2 separate regions of the Homo sapiens genome follow, and region 2 is linked to region 1. Evidence: chromatin contacts called from ENCODE Hi-C data. All regions are on one chromosome and are shown on one strand. The core of a region is the stretch at or near the end of the contact, and the rest is flanking DNA. Distances in the headings are between cores, read along the strand shown. Region 1 has its middle 120 kb from the start of MIR4786. Region 2 overlaps NDUFA10 (NADH:ubiquinone oxidoreductase subunit A10).

Region 1 (2,563 bases), core at 29-2,528:
GGGGACCTCGGGGGAGGCCCGGCAGAGGACACAGCTGCCTGCAGGAAGGCCTTAAAGCTCAGAAGGTCACCCGAGAGGGGCTGTGACTTTCCCATAAGGGAACAAGTGTCCAGCGGGGTGGGTGATGCTGTCACCTCCCAGTCACAGCTCTCCAGGACATTCCAGAATTGACAACCAGTGCACCCTACAGTCTGTATCCAGCAGACATCAGCCCACCCCTGCCCAGGGCCATCGGCTGCCATAAATGGGGCCTCTGTCTTGAATATGTGGGTTCCTGGGTCACCCAGCATTGTGTAAGGAAGGTGTCTCTCAAGATGAGGAGTGGAGGGGGCACAGCTGCTTCTGTGGCTGGACTCTGGTCTTGCACACCAAGGCTCTGTTTCTTCATCTGCAAACAAGGACAATTTGCCCTGAGCCCCTTCCATGTTGGCTGGTGAAGCCACCGCCCAGGTCTGGTGGGAGTCCCCAGGGAGGGAGTGGTCCTTCAGCAGTGCCAGGCAGGGGTGCCCAGGGTCTGCAGGGGCAAAGGGGTGGAATTCAGAGTCCAAGAGACAGATGTGCTTGGAGGAGAGGGGGCCGTCTTCCAGGAACCTGGAGGGAAAGGAGGAGAGGCTCTGTCTGGGGACAGTGGCCGAGTGTCAGAGCCTCTTTTTGAACCTCAGAAACAGGTTGTTTAAAGAACTTCTCCCTCGAGTTCCACTCCAGAAAGTAGCAGCAGGAACACGATCCAATCAGCAGCAGCATCAAACCGCCTGTGTGAAGTCATCCATGCAGCCGCCCACACACGTCCTCTGCCTTATCTGGTATCTGATGATTTTTCTGGAGAGGAGCCATGTCAAAGCTGGGATGCCTGGCGCTCCTGGCCCAAGGATCGGGACAGTGCCCTCTCCCTTCCTCTCATCCCCACGCAGGTGCCCGTCCAGCTCGCACTGATCTGTGCGTATCCGTGCTGCAAGTGCTTGGGCCTTTGCTGGCACCTCCGTTCCTGTGGCCTCAGCCCCTTCTCCCCGTGCTTCGATTTGGGCACTTTGCCCTTCCTCTCAATTTAGCGGGGGTATCACCTCTCCTGGGAAGCCCCCCATGGCATTTCCAGTCCAGTTTCATGACTGCACCTTTGGAAATCTCTGTCCCCTGTGTTGAAATGACCCACATCCTTGTTTTCTAGATCATTTATGCCTTGAGAGTAGGAACTCAGGGGCTTCAGCTCTCTGCCACCAGCACTGAGCACACAGTGGGCATTTGATCCTGGCCATGACAGAAGAGGGAAAATCAGACCCACCTCCCAGGGAATCAGGAGCAGGTGGCCAAAATCAGAGAGATGGATGCTGGGAGGTCATCCAGACAAACAGCCTCAGTGTCAGGCAGGGCTTCCAAGGACAGATGGGTGGATTCTGCTGTGATCCCAAGAAAGAGGAGAGGGGGAGGAAGCAGAGGTCTGATGGCGTCACCTTAGAAAGGCCACGTGGGGGCAAGGGCGGGGCGGAGAGTTCCCAGGCAGAGATTGGAGGGAAGGCAAGACAGGGGTCATCCCAGCCAAGGCCAGGACACCGCTGGGGCCAGAGCTGCTTCGGATGAGGGCAAGGGAAGCCAAGGACAGTTGTGACACTTTGTGACCACCATCATTAACTTCAGGCGGTGACTCTGACAGCACAGACAGGCACAATAGCATGCTGTGCTCAGGAGGAAGAAAACACGCAGGGACCCAGGAAAAATAAGTGATTCCACTGTAACGCACTGGGAGGGAGCCTGCCAGCTTCTATGTGAAACAGTCCTCAGCACCACATCACCCAGCTGTCACAGGGCCAGGCTGTTATCACCCCGTGCAGAAGGGAAGGACATGGCGCCTGCTCTCAGAGCTGGTGAGCTGCAGGGCTGCTGTGTGGATCTGTGCCTTTGACACTGAAGCCCAAGTGCTTCTCCAGAGGAGTGGACACTGGGCCCAAGGAGGCAGCACGGATCTGCCCAGCCCCGGCTTTCTGCCATCCACCAGCACAGGAGTGTCTGTGGAGTAGTCCTGGAGCTCTGGCCATCTGACGCCTCCACGTCTAGAATATACCAGGTCATATTCAAACAGCAGGCTTCCCAGCCAGCTGGAGCAGATGGACCCACCGCTTTCTGCCTCCCCAACTTTCCCAAGGTCAAGAAACATCCCACACTGCTCCATTTCACCCCTCATGAACCTGCAGCCTAATGGGAGCATCAGCCCCAGGCAGGAGCAGGTAAGACCGAGGCTAAGACCACGGGACTCCAGGACAAAGAGAAGATACTGGAATTGGGCTCCTTCCTGGGCAAGGAAGGGCCCTACCTCAGGAGAACAGCTGGGGTCTAAGCTGGCAATGGGAAAGGGGGGCTCTGGCTGGAAGGCAGAGGGCTGAGAGCAGAGGCAGAAAAGCCACCATGCTGGTAGGGAAGGGGTGGCTCAGGAAGACAAGGATCCCTGCAGGTGGCAGGCCCAGGAGAGTGCAAGAGGACAGCAGTCACACGGCACAGGGAGGAGGCAGGACAACAGATCTCAGGGCTTTGGAGAGAGAGCCTGAGATGTCCCCGGATAACAGGACTCAAG
Region 2 (2,563 bases), core at 19-2,518, 180 kb after region 1:
TTGGACACCCCTGCTTTAAATCATCTCTAGAGTATGTATAATACCTAATGCAATGTAATACAATAATATAGTATTATAATATCTAATACAATGTAAATGCTATATAAATAGTTGTTATACTGTATTTTTACATTTTTATTATTTTTTTATTGCTGTGTTATTTTTATTGGCTTTTTTCCCAAATATTTTTGATCCAAGGTTGGTTGAATCCAAGGATGCGGAACCCAGGGATACAAAGGGCTGACTATATTAGAAAAGAAAAAAGATCTAAAGTCAATAAGCTTAGGAATCTATAGAAAAAGAACAAGTGAAGCCTAAAGAAAGCAGAGAAAAAATAATAAAACTAGGGTATACATCAATAAAACAGAAAACAACTGGATAAATCATCAAAACAAAAACCAGGTTCTTCGAAAAAGTTAATAAATATGAAGGGAAAATTCACAAAGAGCAAATAAATAGCCAATAAAAATATAAATTGAAGTTTAGTGTTTATAAAATGCAAAGTAAAACAAATACTTGTATGGGTATCAGAATCGAAAGTTTTTGTTTGCATTTTGTTTAATTATATTCTTTATAGGGAAATTCAGAGAACCAGGTCCAAGTATGAATACTGGTACACATATTCCGGAGAATCATTTTGCAAAAACTCAATAGCTGTAAAATGCGTTCATATACTCTGACCACTTTTATACCTTAAGTAACCTGAAATTGAACAAGAAGGGGTACTACATGCTCTTTACTGTATTATGAACATGAAGAAACTGAAATAATCCAAGAGATCTATTTTAAAGAAACAGTAAATTATGCAGATTATGTAGTGTCGGAGAAGTCAAAACTTTTTCTGTAAATGGCCGGATAGCAAATACCAGGCTTTGAGAGCTATATACAGTTTCCATCACATAATCCTTCCTTTTCCTTCCAATCCTTTAAAAACGTTAAGGATCATTCTTAGCAGCTGACGGCTGGATCTGGCCCACAGGCCAAACAGTTTGCCAAGCCCTGATTTGCATCTCAATCAATGGTAAGTGCAGCATATATGGGGAGCCATGAAAAAATCAAATTTTAAAATGTTTAACAAAACAGGAACATGCTCAAAATATTGGAAGTAGAATACAAAAATACACACAAGATATATTTAGAAATATATGCACACACAAATATTTAAAGACTGGAAGAACCTGCATTCAACTGTTAATCCTGGCACTGTGGTGGCAGAAGCGCAGGTGATTTGATTCTATATTCAACCTTTGTTCCCGACTTTCTCTTCCAAGAGGGTGTGCCTTTGGCCTCTCATCCACTTTGTCATTTCAGTCCCCTCACCCCTCCCTCCTTCACTTTCCTCCTTACCCAGACTAAGCGTCATGGTTCACCACTACTCACATGCGATTTTGTCTGTGCTCAGTTCCCTTGCCCCTCTCTTACAAAACCTCAGTCCTGTTAAAATCCCAGGCTCTGCCCAAGGTAAAAAACCACATCTCCTAGGTTCGGATTTGCCTCCCCTGCCTGAAGTTTTTCTGCCAAAAGCACAGCTCTTGCGCTCTCAGAAAGCCTTTCCTTCGCCACACACAGAGCAGGCCTATGCTGCTGTCTGTGGCAGGGCCTCCTTGCGAGGCTGGCCCTTGGTTGGCTTCTGGAAACTCAGCTTCTAAAAAGTGCCCCATGCTAATGAGGCTGGGCAGCAAACTCAGCCCTACCAGGGTACGATGGGAGTTATGGAGAACACCTGCCTTCTTTCTGGGAGTCTGGAACCTGAGTAGTTGCGAAGCAGAGGATTCCTACGTGACCAGCCCCCAGTAAAAATTACGGGCAGTGAGTGTCTAAAGGGCTTTCCAGGCAGAAATACTGCCCATATGTTACTGTATTTTTCACTGCTTGAGAAAGTTGCTCAATCAATGTGTCAGTGTCCCTCACAGGAGGAAGAGCCTGTGCATGGATTTCTCCAGAGTCCAACATGTCTTTTTTTGTATTGATCTGTCTGCGTATCTGTCCTCATTCACTGTGATAAATCTTATTCTGAACAGAGATAGGCAGCTACCACAGAGGGAGCCCCCAAGGCTCCAACCCACAGCACACAGGCTCAGGATGCTGCACCAGGTAAGGACCACATGGAGCTGAGCTGCTGGCAGAGGGGAGGAGGCTGTGGGAACCAAGGAAGCTACCAAAGTGAACTTGGGTCTCCGAACTCACCACAGAAGCGGGGACTCCAGGAATTCTGTGGCAGGTTGTTTCTTTCTCCCTCTACTTTATATGAAAAACACCTGCAGTGACCAACTCAAGACTATGAATGGTCATCACCGCACAATGACATGGTGGCTGCCCCTGTTTCACGTAGGGATGCACGTTTTCATTCTGGACAGGGAACAACGGTGAATGCCGACCGTCCTCTGCATTCTCTGGGTGGACAGTCTGGGGCTGTTTTCCACCTGGCCCTTTAGATCTCCTCTCTACCATTCCTCCAAGGTGCTCTGTGCCCAGAGGCTGGCTCCTTGCATCCGAGGGGCTCTACTGCCCTCTGACTTCAAGCACAGCTGGGTGGATGATTGTTCTGCTGGTTCCCTGCATG

The links. A loop is a pair of places that touch in the nucleus more often than their neighbours do. Pooled maps may share reads with other maps.
Region 2: a map of CD14-positive monocyte shows a loop between it and region 1 (2.5-fold over the local background). The contact joins two enhancer-like sites. A Hi-C loop is called at or near these places in 8 of 168 maps with a recorded cell type or tissue (CD14-positive monocyte, HCT116, PC-3 and 5 more), 8 of 37 single-sample maps with no recorded cell type and 14 of 50 pooled maps.

The regions. Positions count from the first base shown.
Region 1 is chr2:239,819,518-239,822,080 of GRCh38, forward strand. No RefSeq gene overlaps it. Among named protein-coding and RNA genes, the nearest start is that of MIR4786, 120 kb to the right of the region's middle. RefSeq lists an enhancer at 1-292. Within about 2 kb of position 1,279, at least 2 of the 41 ENCODE cell types and tissues checked have a DNase peak (open chromatin) inside an H3K27ac peak, as active enhancers do.
Region 2 is chr2:239,996,908-239,999,470 of GRCh38, forward strand. The region is part of intron 8 of NDUFA10 (NADH:ubiquinone oxidoreductase subunit A10); the gene reads right to left. Among named protein-coding and RNA genes, the nearest start is that of NDUFA10, 27 kb to the right of the region's middle. Within about 2 kb of position 1,269, at least 2 of the 41 ENCODE cell types and tissues checked have a DNase peak (open chromatin) inside an H3K27ac peak, as active enhancers do.